Regions from separate parts of the Homo sapiens genome. Here region 2 is linked to region 1. A link is a loop called in an ENCODE intact Hi-C map of the cell type or tissue named here. Cell type or tissue: heart right ventricle. All regions are shown on one strand. Links, peaks and the distances in the headings refer to the core of each region. The heading gives the core; the rest is flanking DNA.

The links. A loop is a pair of places that touch in the nucleus more often than their neighbours do. Peaks named below come from ENCODE experiments on the same cell type or tissue, not always from the same donor. Only the 100,000 strongest peaks of a DNase experiment are listed, where the experiment ranks them.
Region 2: it touches region 1 in a loop (2.2-fold over the local background); 44 of 110 quality-filtered maps call a loop at or near these places.

What each region holds. Positions count from the first base shown.
Region 1 is chr5:176,569,795-176,580,131 of GRCh38, forward strand. CDHR2 (cadherin related family member 2) reads left to right here. Exons shown (of 32, transcript NM_017675.6): 6 at 1,419-1,508; 7 at 4,289-4,378; 8 at 5,290-5,415; 9 at 5,486-5,632; 10 at 5,712-5,787; 11 at 5,930-6,045; 12 at 6,158-6,391; 13 at 7,605-7,760; 14 at 7,843-8,004; 15 at 8,240-8,301; 16 at 8,571-8,814. Among named protein-coding and RNA genes, the nearest start is that of CDHR2, 26 kb to the left of the region's middle. RefSeq lists a silencer at 8,634-8,928. In heart right ventricle, for the core only: a CTCF peak has its summit at 4,413 (motif pointing right); a DNase peak (open chromatin) is centred at 4,427; H3K27me3 peaks cover 558 bases.
Region 2 is chr5:176,638,247-176,644,665 of GRCh38, forward strand. EIF4E1B (eukaryotic translation initiation factor 4E family member 1B) reads left to right here. Exons shown (of 9, transcript NM_001099408.2): 2 at 3,797-3,919; 3 at 4,464-4,556; 4 at 4,836-5,020; 5 at 5,393-5,488; 6 at 6,130-6,193. The coding sequence starts at 4,542. Among named protein-coding and RNA genes, the nearest start is that of TSPAN17, 6.0 kb to the right of the region's middle. RefSeq lists enhancers at 5,198-5,839, 5,840-6,419. In heart right ventricle, for the core only: no CTCF peak of the experiment used is centred there; a DNase peak (open chromatin) is centred at 1,935; H3K27ac peaks cover 380 bases.

The DNA of each region.
Region 1 (10,337 bases), core at 2,119-7,118:
ACTAAAAATACAAAAATTAGCTGGGCATGGTGGTACACGCTTGTAATTCCAACTACTCAGGAGGCTGAGGCACAAGAATCGCTTGAACCCGGGAGGTGGAGGTTGTATTGAGCCGAGATTGCACCACCTCACTCCAGCCTGAGTGATAGCACGAGACTCCGTCTCAAAAAAAAAAAAATTACAGATAAAACGAAAGTCCCCTTGGAAAATCCTTTCCAGCTCACTCCCACTGAAGTGTTGACCGTTACTGTATGCTTTGACACTTCTCAGCGCTGAGGTACATGCCTCCATGTACTTCTTGGTGCATTTTTTGAAACCCAGTGGAATCCAGCTGTCTATATTGTCTTGAAAGCTGCCTTGCCCACTCAGCGATTGAGCTTAGAGCTCTCTCTGGGTCTTACAAATCCCCAATTTTTGTAACGTCTATATCTATGGTGGGAACTGCCCTTAAGCTGGTTCCCTCTGGTGTCCACATAGTTGTTCACAGCTTTATACTATGGCAAACAAAGCGAACGTGCACATTCCCGTGATAGGACAGGCACTTTTTTCCAACTTTTTATTTTATCTTTTTGAGTTAGGATCTTACTCTTGCCCAGGCTGGAGTGCAGTGGTGCAATCACAGCTCACATCAGCCTCCACCTCCTGGACTCAAGCAATCCTCTTAACTCAGCCTCCAGCGTAGCTGGGACTACAGGCGCTCACCAACCATACTCAGCTAATTTTAAAATTTTTTGTAGAGACAGAGTCTCACCATATTGCCCAGGCTGGTCTTGAACTCCTGGGCTCAAGCGATCCTCCCATCTTGGCCTCCCAAAGTACACAGGCATGAGCCACTGCGCCTGGCTGGCTGGCATATTTTATATTTAAAAAATTAACTGCTGGCGTGGTGGTGCACGCCTGTAATCCCAGCACTTTGGGACGCCAAGGCGGGCAGATCACCTGAGGTCGGGAGTTCAAGAGCAGCCTGACCAACATGGTAAAACCCCATCTTTACTAAATACCAAAAACTAACTGGGTGTGGTGGTGCATGTCTGTAATCCCAGCTACTCAGGAGGCTGAGGCAGGAGAATTGCTTGAACCTGGGAGGCGGAGGTTGCATTGAGATGAGATCACGCCATTGTACTCCAGCCTGGGTAACAAGAATGAAACTCTGTCTAAAAAAAAAAAAAAATTAACTAATGATGCCTGCAACTTACTTTCAAATGGTTCAGAAAACAACATATGGAGAGAACCTGGTCTCTACAAAAAAAAAAAAAAAAAAAAAAAAAAAAAAAGCCCCCAAAAACATATGGAGAGAAAGAGAGACCAAACAGTAGGTTGATCTGGATGAAGGACACCAGCTCTTTGTACGATACTTGCAACTTTTCTGGTGTTTTAAATCCTATTTTCTGGGGTCCCCTGGGCTTTCTCACTTGCAGGTGCAGAGGGAGATGCTGGTGATTGTGGAAGATAGAAACGACAACGCACCCGTTTTCCAGAACACCGCTTTCTCCACCAGCATCAACGAGGTGACACCTGCCTTAATGTGGTTGTGGGGCAGGGGGCATCCCAAAGTGCTTCTCAGAGTAGGAAGAGCCAGAGACAGTCAGTGGGGCATTCAGAGTTGGGAAAAACCTCTCCTAGCAGGGGCAGCTTCAAGAACCAAAGCCAGGGGGATGTAACCCCACAAACTGGTTACAGCAATATTTTGCAATCAGTCAGGTTAGGAATTCTTTCAGTGATGAAAGCAAAAAAAAAAAAGGGAGTTGATTTTTTTTGTGTAGACGGAGTCTCACTCTGTTGCCCAGGCTGGAGTGCAGTGGCACGATCTCGGCTCACTGCAAGCTCCGCCTCCTGGGTTCACACCATTCTCCTGCCTCAGCCTCCCAAGTAGCTGGGACTACAGGCGCCCGCCACCTCGCCCGCCTAATTTTTTGCATTTTTAGTAGAGACGGGGTTTCACCGTGTTAGCCAGGATGGTCTCGATTTCCTGACCTCGTGATCCGCACGCCTCGGCCTCCCAAAGTGCTGGGATTACAGGCGTGAGCCACTGCGCCCAGCCTCGTGTATCTAAAAAATTTAGAGGTACCTCAGACTTCAGGCATGGCTAGATCCAGGTACTCAAATCATATCTTGATTTGATTTGAGCCAAATCATATCGTGAAATTTGATTTGAAATCATATCTTCAGGCATGGCTGGATCCAGGTACTCAAATCACATCAAGATATGATTTGAGTTTCTCTCCTCCTCTCAGCTCTGCTTCTCTTATTGCCTCCATCCTGGGGGAAGAGAGGCAAGTCTCTCATGTGGTGATAAAAGTACAGGCTCGCCGGGTGCCGTGGCTCACTCCTGTAATACCAGCACTTTGGGAGGCTGAGGTGGGCGGATCACCTGAGGTCGGGAGTTGGAGACCAGCCTGACCAACATGGAGAAACCCCGTCTCTACTGAAAAAAAAAAAAAAAATTAGCCGAGTGTGGTGGCACATGCCTGTAATCCCAGCTACTCAGGAGGCTGAGGCAGGAGAATTGCTTGAACCTGGGAGGCAGAGGTTGCAGTGAGCCGAGATTGCACCATTGCACTCCAGCCTGGGCAACAAGAACAAAACTCCATCTCAAAAATAAATAAATAAATAAATAAATAATAAAAAAATTAAAAAATTAAAAAGTACAGGCTCACATTGAGGAGACCGTCTCTTTCTCAATCTTTCCAGCCCAAAGCCCAGGGCTGACTTTCATTGGCTCATTTTAGGTCATGTGCTATCCTTGAGCTAATTTAGGGGTATGGAAGGCTCTCATGGGTTGGGTCTGCATCGTGGGCCTTCCCCGCAGCAAGGGGGAGGAGTGGGGACAGTTCCACTTAAGCTACATGGGTGGAAAGGAGATTCCCTGATGGTCACTGGGCAGCAAATACCACCACTCCTGAACTTCCGTTGCCATGTGCCTGCAAAGACCTTCCAGGTGGGGGGCCCCATGCCAGGCCAGACACGTGTGGTCTGGACAGCCATGTGAGAGGCTCTGATGCAATGCCTCAGCACCCGGCACTGTCTAGGTGCTAAGGTTACCTGGGGAGCAAGACAGACCTGGTTGCTACTCTCAGCAGCTCACCTTCTAGGGAAGGCCACAGACAGGAACCAATGAAACAAAATAAGCAGAATGGATTTCAGATGGCGGTGAGCCCCACAATGAGCACGAGACAAGGCAAAGTCAAGGAAGTGACTGCAGCGGGCACTGCTTTAGGTTGAAGGGTCAGGAAAGGCCTCTCTGAGTTGAGGGCATCTGAACAGAGAGACCTGAATGGCAAGAAGGAGCTGGCAGGGGATGCTCCAGGAAGGGGTGCTCCAGGCAGGGGGAACAACAGGTGCAAAGCCCTGAGGCAGGAACAAGCTCAGCCAGTGTGGCTGGAGGGGGAGGGTGAGGAGGAGGTCAGGTCAGAGAGGCGAGTGGCAGCCCAGGCTCGAAGGAGTCTGGACTGTGATCTGGGCAGAATGGGGGGACTCTTGGGGGATTTGAAGGAGAAGAGTTATGTGGTCTGATTCATGATTTTCAAAGATCTCTGTGGCCACCATTAGGAAGTATAGGTCGTGGCTGGGCACGGTGGCTCACACCTATAATCCTAGCACTTTGGGAGGCTGAGGCGGGTGGATCACCTGAGGTCAGGAGTTCGACACCAGCCTGGCCAACACGGTGAAACCCTGTCTCTATTAAAAATATATATAAAAAAAATTAGCTAGGCATGGTGGTGGGCGCCTATAATCCCACCTACTGGGGAGGCTGAGGCAGGAGAATCGCTTAAACCCAGGGGGCAGAGGTTACAGTGAGCCGAGATCGTGCCCCTTCACTCCAGCCTGGGCGAAAGAGTGAAACTCCATCTCAGGAAAAAAAAAAGGAGGTAGAGTTGGTGTGTACAGGGGCCCAGGAGCAGAGTACTCCCCAAAGAAGCCTCCAGCTCTGTAGGGCGCTGTTTGAAACCCATGGCTATAGGCTGTAGAGAGCACATGGGATGTCTGAGTGCGCAGTGGCACAGTGAGGCTGGGCTCTAGAATGATCCCTCATCCTGGTTCTGAGGGGCTCCGACAATCAGAAGCCAGCTTAGGTGGTGGAGAGGCTGTGTGGGGAGGGGAGGAGGGAGATCCTCTCTGCCGCCCCGCACCCCCAGGTGCCTTCCACCCGCAGCCCTGGTGGGAAGGACAGGGGAACCCTGTCCCCATGAGTGCACAGCTGAGGACACTGAAGCTCAGGGGGGCAGTGACGGACAAGGGAGAGGAGGAGCTGGATTTGAGCTCATAGGTGACGAGTCCCTCCCTGCAGACCCTGCCCGTGGGCAGTGTGGTGTTCTCCGTGCTGGCCGTGGATAAAGACATGGGGTCTGCAGGCATGGTCGTGTACTCCATAGAGAAGGTGAGTGTGAAGGGGGCCCTGACCGCCTTTGTGACCGCCAGGGGGCAGCATCTCCACAGACAACCCACAGGGCCTGAACGTTGGGGTGGGGACATTGGTCCTGCCTTGGCCCAGCCCTGGTCCCCAAACCGTCCTCTGGCCACCAGCCCCCCTCCCCGGAAACCTCGCCTTGCCCGCTTACCTAAAGAGGGTGCCTGCTGCAGACCAGACCCTTCTTCCTGCCCGCCTGCTCCCAGGTCTTGTCCAAATTCCACAGACAATAAGGGGTGTGTAAACCCATTTCTCATGGAAACAGACTTGCTGTTGATAGCGCCATTTACCGAGCACCAACCACGTGCCTGGCACATACTGTATAGTCGCCCCTTGGTATCCGTGGGGACTTGGCTCCAGGATCCCTGAGGACACCAAAATCCATGGCTGCTCAAGTCCCTGACATGCAACGGGGTAGTATTTGCATGTAACCTAGACACATCCTCCTGTGTGCTTTAAATCACCTCTAGGTTACCTCCAATACCAATGCAATGCAAATACTATGTAACTATAGCATGTTATGCTATATTGTTTAGGGAATCATGGCAAGGGAAAAAGTTTGTACACCTTCAGTACAGACGCAACCATTGTGAGTGAGCCTAGCTACAGTTTTGATCTGTGCTGGTCAAATCTGTGGATGTGGAAGCCACAGAGATGGAGGGCCGACTGCATCTTATTGGATCCTCCTTTCAACCCACTGAGGGTTGTCACCAGCCCCATTTCCTGGAGCTGGAAACTGAGGCTCAGAGAGGTCATATGACCTGGTGCCAGTGGCGTGACTGGTCAGTGGCAGAGCTGGGACCTTCCCTGCGTTGCTCAGAGTGGGGTCCTCGGTGCAGGGCTGTCCCTAGGGAGCCTGACCCAAGTCTGCTCTGCCCCAGGTCATCCCTAGCACTGGGGACAGCGAGCATCTCTTCCGGATCCTGGCCAATGGCTCCATAGTCCTCAATGGCAGCCTCAGCTACAACAACAAGAGCGCTTTCTACCAGCTGGAGCTGAAGGCCTGTGTGAGTGGGGGTGCCGGCAGGCGGGCCTAGGACCCACGGCGCTGGCTCACGGGTGGCCATCTCCCCGCAGGACTTGGGCGGCATGTACCACAACACCTTCACCATCCAGTGCTCCCTGCCTGTCTTCCTGTCCATCTCCGTGGTGGACCAGCCTGACCTTGACCCCCAGTTTGTCAGGGAGTTTTACTCGGCCTCTGTGGCTGAGGATGCAGCCAAGGTGCACGGGGGACCTGTGGGGTGTGGGTGGAGGCGGGAGGCGGGGAAGTTTGAGGAGCACTGACCAGGCCCCATTCCAGGGAACCTCGGTGCTGACGGTGGAGGCTGTGGATGGCGACAAAGGCATCAATGACCCTGTGATCTACAGCATCTCCTGTGAGAACGGGGTGTCCCCAGGCCAGGGCTGGGCCGGGGCCAGGGTGGGGTCTCCGTCAGAGTCCCTGGAGGCAATGGGCCTGGGGCTCCGTCAGAGCCACTGGAGCAGCTGTTCCAGCTGTTCCGCCTTTCTCCTTGCCAGACTCCACGCGGCCCGGCTGGTTTGACATCGGGGCAGATGGGGTGATCAGGGTCAACGGCTCCCTGGACCGTGAGCAGCTGCTGGAGGCGGATGAGGAGGTGCAGCTGCAGGTCACGGTGAGCAAAGGCCCCACCACCCCTGTCAGAACCCTGCTCTCTAACCTCTGGCCTTTGATCTCTCTCTCTGAGCACTGGCTCTCTGCCCTCTGCCCTCTGCTCTGTGCCTCAGGCCACCGAGACACACCTCAACATCTACGGGCAGGAGGCCAAGGTGAGCATCTGGGTGACAGTGAGAGTGATGGACGTCAATGACCACAAACCTGAGTTTTACAACTGCAGCCTCCCAGCCTGCACCTTCACCCCCGAAGAGGCCCAAGTGAACTTCACTGGCTACGTGGACGAGCATGCCTCCCCCCGCATCCCCATCGATGACCTCACCATGGTGGTCTACGACCCGGACAAGGCAGGCGTGGTGGCGTGGGTGTGGGCGGGGGTGGCTGGGGGAGGCCAGTGGGAGCCTGGATCGAGTGACGGTGTCATGTGGTGCTGGGTGGCGGTGCTGGTGGTGCAGGGTGTGATGGCGGAGAATGGGGGTGCTGGGTGCTCTCTGGAAGCCTGTGTTGGTAAGCAGTATCATCCTCTGGGCGATCCGTGTGGGGCTGAATAGAAGGCCATGCTGAGTGGAGGCTGACGTAGAACGTCAGATGATGCTGAGTAGAACATCATTGTCCGTGGTGATGGGTGGCTGGCGAGGTCTCCTGGCATTGGGCGGCCATGATTTGGGTAGTCCTGGGAACTGGGGGAGGCTGAGCAGTGTTGGGACAAGTGGTCTGAGGGTGTGAGGTGGGAGGGTGCTCTTTTTTTTTTTTTTTGAGATGGAATTTCGCTCTGTCACCCAGGCTGGAGTGCAATGGCCCAATCTTGGCCCACTGCAACCTCTGCCTCCCAGGTGGAAGGGATTCTCCTGCCTCAGCCTCCCAAGTAGCTGTGATTACAGGTGTGCACCACCTCGCCCAGCTAATTTTTGTGTTTTTAGTAGAGATGGAGTTTCACCATGTTGGCCAGGTTGGTCTTGAACTCCTGACCTCAAGTGATCCACCTACCTTGGCCTCCCAAAGTGCTGGGATTGCAGGCGTGAGCCACCGCGCCCAGCCATGGGAGGCACTCTTAAGTGGAGGCTGCAGTGAGAGGTGGGTAACACGGTGGCGCTGGAGGATGAGTAACTCTGGAGGGTGTATGGTGTTAGGTGATACTGAGGGGTTGGAAATGTTGCGTGGAGGACAGTGTCGGGTGGGGTTAGGTTGGCCAGAAGGGTGGCACTGGCCAGTGGGGTGACGTAGGGTGTGAGTGGTGTTTGGTGTTGCTGTGGGGGCTGGGGGTGGGGGATGTGAAGGGTGGGTGGGAGGGACAGCTGACAGGAGTGAGGGGTGTGTGTCCAGGCTCCAGCCCAGGTCTGGGACCCACAGTGCCTAGGGAGCTGTCTTCTACAGAGCCTGCATTTGCAGGGACTGGTGACCAGCCCAGCCTCCTGCACCCTCTCTCGCAGTCTTTTGAGAGCCCCCTTCCATGGGACCTCATCGGGCGGGGCATCCAGAGATAGAAGCCTGGGGACTGGGGGAAGATGCAGGTGGGCAGAGCAGGGGGACAGGTCCCTGCTAGACAGCCCACCTTTACAGGGCAGCAATGGCACCTTCCTGTTGTCGCTGGGGGGCCCCGATGCAGAAGCCTTCAGCGTCTCCCCGGAGCGGGCAGTGGGCTCAGCCTCCGTTCAGGTGCTGGTGAGAGTATCCGCGCTGGTGGACTACGAGAGGCAGACGGCGATGGCGGTGCAGGTGAGGGCTGCTCCGGGGTGCCAGGGGCAGAAGCCGAGGGGCACTTGGGCCCCACAGCTGCTGCCTCCTCCCCTGCCCCCAGGTTGTGGCCACAGACTCCGTCAGCCAGAACTTCTCCGTCGCCATGGTGACCATCCACCTTAGAGACATTAATGACCACAGGCCCACGTTTCCCCAGAGCTTGTACGTCCTCACGGTGCCAGAGCACAGCGCCACCGGCTCTGTGGTCACCGACAGCATCCACGTGAGTGATGTGGACACAGTGGGGCTGTGGGGTCCCAGCAAGCGGGCGTGCATGTGTGAGTGTGAGAGTGTGTGTGTGTGTATGTGTGAGATGGGGGTGGCCATGAGTGAATCTGAGTGTGCTGGGGATTCTCCCTTTGTGTGAGGAAGCACGACAGCTCTGTCCCCACGAGCTGCATGGGTGGCGGTGCGTGCATCGCCTCCACACAGCACCCTGCCATGTCTCTGCCTCACAGGCCACGGACCCAGACACGGGCGCGTGGGGCCAAATTACCTACAGCCTGCTCCCAGGAAATGGGTAAGGGCTCAGGGTGGGCCGTAGGCAGGTGGGTGAGCAGGGCCCAGGCCCACCTCTCTGCCTCTCTGCAGAGATAGAATAGCTGGGGAAGACCGAAGGCACTCAGTTACATTTCAATTTCAGATAAACAAGGAATGACTTTTTGAAATAATGAATATGTTGCATATACTGCATGGGATATGCTGAAATATTTGTTGTTGTATATCTGAAATTCACACTGAAATGGGCATCCTGTGTCTCTATTTGCTGAACCTGGCCCCTCTGAGCAGGGCAGACCTCTTCCAAGTGGATCCCGTCTCAGGGACGGTGACGGTGAGGAACGGTGAGCTGCTGGACCGGGAGAGCCAGGCCGTGTACTACCTGACGCTGCAGGCCACAGACGGCGGGAACCTGTCCTCCTCCACCACACTGCAGATCCACCTGCTGGACATCAACGACAATGCACCCGTGGTTAGCGGCTCCTACAACATCTTCGTCCAGGAGGAGGAGGGCAATGTCTCCGTGACCATCCAGGTGTGAGCCTGCCTGGACCTGGTGGGTAAGGCTGGGGGAGGGGACCAAGCCTGCTCTGTGGGCATGCTGGCCCTGGGTAAAGTCGGGGCTCCGCTGTGTGGCTCTGAGACAGTCACTCAGAGTCTCTGTTTCCTCCCAGGAAATGAAGAAAATTATAGCCTTACTCTCAGGGTCATTGGGGAATAATTTAATGACTTGTGTGAGGAGCTCAGCACTGGGCCTGCCAGAGAAATCCCTCAAAAACATACACTTCTTTTTTATTTACCCACCTGCCCCACTCCAAAAAGGACTTGAGGTGGCTTAGATAAATAGTAAGATAAAAATATGAAAGAAATAAGAAAAAAGAGAAAATAAAGGTGGCATTTGTTAAAGGGCACAAGGTAAAATTAGAACCCAGTGCTACAGAATTGCTTGGAGTGAGCTGCAAATTCTGATCTGAGCTTCATGGTGGCCAAAGCAAAAAAGGAAATGAGATCAGTGGCCAGGTTCACAGAGTTCATGAGATAAAAACCCACTAGTGACTCCAGAGAAACACCGGGGAGTAGCTTCCTCCCTCGTCCTGAGGAGTTCGGAAGCTTCGCCCCTGAGGCATCTTGTGAGAAGTGAGAAACCAGGTCCTCAGAGTGACAATCTGGTGGCCACAGAGCCCTCCCGTCTTTCCAGGACTGTGTAGTTTCCAGAGCATGTTCCTATCCCTGATCTCTTGACCAGCTTTGGAAGCAGGCGGTCTAATAGTTCCCATTTCTCAGGAGACAACAGGCTCAGAAAGGTTAAGTGATTTTCTGTGGTTACACAGCCAGTAAATGATGGCGCTGGGGCTGCAGCCCAGACCTCTCTGGCCCTGAAGCCTTGGCCTTTCCTCCTTCCTGCTTGGCACTTCTCCCCTGGTCTGTGAGCTCCTTGGGGCAGGAGCATTTCTGGTCGGCTGCTGTAACCGTGGTGCCCAGCATGAGCCCCAGGGAGCACTTGATGAATTAACTGGCCTGAGTTCAGGGCACCAAAGGATGAGCAGACAGGATGAGGCTTTTGGAAAAAATAAACATCTCCAGCTGCTTTCAAAGGATGCATGTAATAAACAAGGTCCCAGCAGAATGAAATGGAGGAGCTGAAGGTGGAGACTGGCTGGGAGGAAGGAAAGAATTGGTTGAGTCGGAGTGGTCCCACTCTGGATTCAAGGCCACGTTTGCTGAGCACTTACCCAGTCTTTGGCTGGGCCCTGAGTCCTCAGAGATGAGTCCACCACCATTCCTGCCCCCCAGGCGGCTCCCAGTTAGGAAGAGGGCGTCAGACAGTCACCCAGCGGTGTCACCTGTGCTATGTTGAGGCCCAGAGGAAGCGCCAACCTGGCCTGGAGTCAGGCAGGGAAGGTGTGGGAGGCATCGGGGTGAGGGAACGGAACCTGCAAAGGCCTGGCGGCACAGAGGAACCCGCTGTGTTATCCACACTGGTTCACCCCAAAGACAAACCAAGCATGCCTTCAGGGCCCTGGCAGGACAGGAACACACACACACACTCACGCACGC
Region 2 (6,419 bases), core at 1-5,000, 66 kb after region 1:
CATTTAATGCCCATTACTGGATAAGGGCATGAAACAGCAAGTACTGACAGAACAGACAAGAGGTCCCAGGGCTTAGTCCTAGGGCCTTCTGATGCAAAGAGAAGAAACCATCCATTTTGTTCACAGCTGTGCTCCCCAGAGCCTAAAATGGTGTCCGGCACAAAGTAATTGGTAGGTCATTATTTGTTGAATGAATAAACGAATAAGTAGTGTTAAGCGCTAAGAAGGAAATAGAACAGAGTGATGAGTTAGAGGGCATGGGGGAGAGTGTTCTTCTGTAGATAGGGTAGCAGTCAGGGAAGGCCTCTTTGAGAAGGTGACATTTGAGCCAAGCCCAGAAGGACAAGGAGAAGTTCTGTAAAAAGTTGCAGAGGAAACTGCAAGTGCAAAGGCCCTGAGGCAGGAACAAATCTAGCCTTTTGGAGGCTCCATGTGCTCAGGGCATGGGAGGCTGGATCGCCTAAGAACCTTGCAAGCCCAGGACCTGGACTTTGGATCACATCCTGGGTGTCCTGGAGGTTTGTTTGTTTGTTTGTTTGTTTGTTTAAATGCAGTTTCACTCTTGTTGCCCAGGCTGGAGTGCAATGGTGCGATCTCGGCTCACTGCAACCTCTACCTCCCCAATTCAAGTGATTCTCCTGCCTCAGCCTCCCAAGTAGCTGGGATTACAGGTGCCTGCCACCATGCCCAACTAGTTTTGTTGCTGTTGTTGTTTGTTTGTTTGTTTTATTTTTAGTAGAGACACGGTTTTACCATGTTGGCCAGGCTACTCTCGAACTCCTGACCTCAGGTGATCCACTGGCCTCGGCCTCCCAAAGTGCTGGGATTACAGGCATGAGCCACCACAGCTGGCCTGGGTTTTAAACAAAGAAGTTACGTGACCAGATTAATATTTTAAATGATCCCCCCGAGGAACCTGGAGAACTTTCTGTAGGAAAGCAGGAGTGGAAGCAAGTGGAGTGTCAGGAAATACACAGCAGCCAAGGTCAGAACCAGCTTCTCTGGAGTCAGGGGAGTTGGGAGGGAGAGGAATGGGCAGATTCAAGATATTTTAGGAACAGGATGGTAGGGCTGGGATTTAAGAGCCCCTGCTGGTTCAATCCCAGCATGAAGATGTCCCCCATAGACAGACTTGGAAGGGCCTCAGCGAGGGGCCAGGATGCCTGTAGCGCCAGGGGGGTTGCTCTTAAGGTCTCTCCTTAGTCACCTCAATCCAAGACTCCAGGAGCTTCCCCAGGCTGGAAGCTGTGGGAAGTGGTGGGAAGGGGTGCTGTGGCTGGGAGGGTCCTTCCGAGCTGGGCTCTGGGCCACAGCTGTAAGGTAGCTAAGACCATGCCCGGTACTGGGGGGAGCCCTTCCTTCCTTTTTCTTCATCAGATCTAGATTCCTGGCCGGCACAGTGGCTCACACTCGTAATCCCAACACTTTGGGAAGCAAAGGCAGGAGAATCACTTGAACCCTCCCAGGCTGATTTGAGACCAGTCTAGGCCACATATTGAGACCTCATCTCTATTTTTTTTTTAATTGAAAATTAGCCAGACATGGTGGTGTGCACCTGTAGTCCCAGTTTCTCGGGAGGCTGAGGAGGGAGAATGAGCCAAGGAGTTTGAGGCTGCAGTGAGCTATGGTCATGCCACTACACTCCAGCTTGGGCAACAGAGCAAGACACTGTCTCAAAACAACAACAACAAAATCTAGATTCGTGAGCTCTTCCCAGCCTGGTCCTCTTCCAGTGCTCCCTCTGTCCAAATTTCTTCAATGCTCCTCCCACTGAGAGGTGGCAGTATGTCCCCTCCCTTGAATCTGGGCCTGTGACTCTAGTAGAATAGAGTGGGTCTGATGTGGTGCCAGGTTTCAGGCCCAGGCCTTAAGAAACTGGCAGCTTCTGCTTCCTGTCTCTTGGGATGCTTGCTCTGGGAACCCAGCCACCACGCCGGGAAGAAGCCAAGCAGCCACATGGAGAGGCCACGCAGTGCCATCCTGGCCAGCACCCCCAGCTGAGGCTCCAGCTGACAGCTGGCATCAGCTGCCCCACGTGTGAGTGAGCAGATGACTCCAGCCCCAACCTGTAAGCCACCCTAGCTGACCTCCCTTTGAAGGAGAGCTGGGCTGTCCTACTGAGCACTACCCACATTGCACGCTTGTGAGCATAATAAATGATGATTATTGTTTTAAGCCACTGAGTTTGGGGTGGTTTGTTGTGCAGCAATAGATAAGTGGGACACAGTGCTTCACCCCTCCAGGGCCTATCTATCACTAAATATCACTGAGTTTTCCTTCTACATACCCCTTGAGTCTATTATCATCTCTCCATCTTCTCTGCCGCCCCCTCTGTCACCTGGACGACTACATTAGCATCCTAGTCAGTGTTTCCCCACACCTTCTTGCAGCCACAGGGTTCTGTTTCCTACACAGCAATCCAGAGAACCTGCTGAAAAGCATATCTGATTGCCTCCCCAGCCAGTCTGTACATGCTCAAAATGCTCAGTGGCTCCCCACTGCCCCTAGGATCAGGCTTACCCATTTCTTTCCCCTTTTAGCTTCGCCCACACTGGCCTGTCTTCTCGTCCTCTGGTATTCCACATTCCCTTTGCCCCAGGGCATTTGCACATACTGTTCCCACTCCCAGAGATGCCCTCCCCGACCCAGTTAATTATTTCCTATTATTTCTTGTTTATGCTTTAGGTCTTTGCTCAAATACCACCTCTCAGTGACCTTCTTCTCAGTGGTTCTTAAAACGGGGTCCCTGGCCAGCAGCATCTGGGAACTTGTTAGAAATACAAACATCCTGGGCCTGGCGCTTTGGGTCACGCCTGTAATCCCAGCACTTGGGAGGCCAAGGTGGGCAGATTGCTTGAGTCTAGACATTCAAGACCAGCCTGGGCAACATGGCAAAACCCTACCTCTACAAAATAAAACAAAACAAAACAAAACTAGCCGGGCGTGGTGGTGCATGCCTGTAGTCCCAGCTACTCGGGAGGCTGAGGTGGGGGAATCACCTGAGCTGAGACGTCAAGACGGCAGTGAGCCAAGATGGCACCACTGCACTCCCGCCTGGGCAGCTGGAGTGAGACCTTGCCTGAAAACAATATAAATAAATAAATAAAATGGAAACATCCTCAAGCCCAAGCCCAGAACTAAGGCGTCAGAAGTTCTGAGACAGGGCCCAGCAGCGTGTGATGAGCAAGCCGTGCAGGTGATTCTGATACACGCACCTAAGAACTGCCGCTCTGAAGCCCCAGCTTGGATCGTGGACTTTTTAGGTTCTCCCATCCCCGAATCCCTTTCCTTCAGTGGGTTGTGTTTGTGACGACACAGATTGTCTGAGGGATGCATAATCTCATAAACCTGAGCACAGGGCCCGCTTGTTTTTCGCTCATCACCGTAGCAGCACCTAACCCTGTGCCTAGCACGTACCAGGGCTTAAGGCTGTGGGTTGAGCAAATACTCAGCCTCCAGATGGTCACGAGCCCCCCAAGTGTGGGGGAGGAGCAGGGCCTTTTATACGTCTGGGACCCTAAAAGTGCCCAAGGGGAGGAGGCAAAACTTTAAAGGACTTGGGGAGCCTTCAGCCTCCACAGAAAAGGGGTTGTTCAGAAGGCCGATAAAGGGTGTCCAAAGCTTCCCTGCCTTCCTTCCCCATCCCAGTCCCCACCCTCCCCAACCTGGGAGAACCCTCAGCTGACTTCTGTTGAGCACAAGCCAGGCCTTGTTCTACGGGTTCTATGTGTTCTATATCATTTAATACCCTCAACAAGCTTCTGAGTTGTGTATGATTAACATTTTCATTTTACAGATGGGGAAACTGACTCGATGAAGCTCAGGCCTGGCCGCGGTCAGGGTAGAATCAGGACTAGAACCCAGGCTGTGTGGCTGCAGCCCTGACCCTCACCATCCAGGTCAGGCAGAGAACACTCAGGTGGGGCAGGAGGTAAGGTGGGGGCTGTGGGGAGCCTCATGTGTCTCCAAAGGGACTGGGGGCCTGTGAGGCAGTGAGTCGGGGAGGAACTTTCCAAATCCTCAAGAGAAACCAAAAGTGTGAATCTTAGTATAAAACCCCCCTATGTCTAAATGTTGGCAGATGATTAAACTTTTAAAAAACTCAGATGCCACTGGGTATGGTGGCTCATGCCAGTAATCCCAGCACTTTGGGAGGCTGAAATGGGAGATCACTTGAGCCCAGGAGTTGCCTGGGCAACATAGTGAGATTCCTTCATCTCTAGTCAAAAGAATATTTTATTTAAAAACAAACAAACAAAAAAACTCAGGTGCTTCCAGAGACCAGATGAATACCTGCTCTGATGTGAGGTTGGGGATGGTGCCAGAAGGCCCCACGGCCATGTCAGTGTCTCTGCTTCTGCCATCGGCAGGGCCGTCCACCTCACATTCTGGGGTCACCCTCCACGGGATGCAGACCTTGCTTTCCCTTCGAGCAGGCTCCAAATATTGACGCTTACCTTCAGGTCTTGGCCCCCATGGTGTGGGGCTTGGTCACAGCTGCTTCCCCAGCCCCAGGCCTGCACGAAGAAGGCACTCACTAAATGCTTGCTGTTGAGGTAATCAGCCTGGCCTCTCTACCCCCAGTGCACCATGGCCCCGCCCTCTCCCCCCCCCCCCCCGCCCCAGGTGGGCGGGGCAGGTGCTGGTGGGTTAAAAGCTGGTAGCTGGGGGCTTTTCAGATGCTGGGTCCTCCATGGAGTTTGAGCTGGGCATGGCTACTGAAGGCCTTGTGAGTCCCCTGCCTTCCCCTCCTGGAGCAGGGGATGGGCAGGGTGGGCACAGGGACAGCCAGGGCCAGAGCTCACAACCCATCCTGACTCCTTTTTTTGGCTCAGGTGAGTGAAGCTGAGGGTGGAATCCGAGAGTGGGAGGAGGAGGAGAAGGAGGAGGAGGCAGCAGAGAGGACGCCCACAGGAGAAAAGTCTCCAAACTCTCCCAGGACTTTGCTGTCTCTGAGAGGGAAGGCCCGGACGGGGGGCCCCATGGAAGTCAAGCTGGAGCTGCACCCCTTGCAGAACAGGTAGGCAGGAGCCTGCGAGTGGAACACAGCCCCTTGCTTTCAGGCCAGCCTCTGTGCTGGCAGCGTGGCCTTGGGCAACCCCGCCTCTCTTGGCCCTAGCTCTTCATCCGTGGGAGGCCAGGGCTGACCTAAGCCTTGGGCCCTGTTGGCCCTTCCAGCCCTAACCCCGCAGAGACTGTGGGTCAAACACCCCCACTCCTCCCCTGCCCTTCAGGACAACTGATTTCATTCACCTGAGAGGGGAATGCTGTGCCCCAAATCTCATCTCCCAGTTCGCCCTTGAAGGGGAGGGTCCTCCCTGTCAGTCCAGGTGCCCCGGGGGTGGACTTGGCTCTCTGCTTCCTCCTGGCTGCCTCCCCCTTCCCCTACCAGGTGGGCTCTGTGGTTCTTCAAGAATGACCGCAGCCGGGCCTGGCAGGACAACCTGCACCTGGTCACCAAGGTGGACACTGTGGAGGACTTCTGGGCGTGAGTGTCTGTCCCCAGTGGGGCTAGAGTTGGGGGGCTCTGAGCTCTGGGCTCCCTCTCTCCGGGTTGAGCCAGCCCTCCCTAGGGCCTTTCAGCCTTTGTGAGGGCTGGGGCTTTGTGGGTTCTGCCCAGGGGGTATAGGGCACAACCACCCCCCACCCCACCACCTTCTTTGGGCTCAGGGAGAGAGCCTGGGGAGCAGGAGAAGCAGGAAGCTGACCTTGACTCGGCCACTCCAGGGCTTTGTGACCTGGGCAAGTTCCTTCCCCTCTCTGAACCTGTCTCAGCTGCAAAGGGAGGACTCGGCTGCCTCAGTGTCCGGGTGCTCACGGGAGTGGCTCTGAAAAGGGCTACACAAGCCCTAGGGAGGGTGAGAAGGCCTCGGCTGTAGCTGGAGGGGGGAGCACCAGGGGGTCTAAAACCCTCCCCAGGGGTTGGCTCAGCCTTCACTGGGAAGGCTCTGTGGAAAAGGTGGGTCTTGAGAGTTTGGATAAACGGGAGTGGAATCCCAGGTGGCAGGCCAGTGTAAGCAAAGGCTTGGAGGCCATGGGGTCGGATGAGGAGTTGGGAGGGCTGAACCCAGTTGGAACCAGGCCCTAAAAAGCCTTGACTTTTGGCATGGGGTCGGGGGCTCTGTCCAGGCTATACAGTCACATCCAGCTGGCCAGCAAGCTCTCCTCTGGCTGTGACTACGCCCTCTTCAAGGTAAGCTCTGCTCTCCTCTTTCCCTCCCGCAAAGGGACAAGGGGTTGATCCCTCCCGGACTCCACTGCGTTAATCCCTCAGAGGGGTGGGGGTGGGGAGCTACGGGCCACCTCTCAGCAGAGTTGTGGTTTCTGACTGGAGGAAATGCTCTACAGGAGCCCGGACAGAGTAGGTCAGGCCCAAGCCGCACCTTGGAGGACCTTAAGAGGCGGGAAGAGGGAGAGGG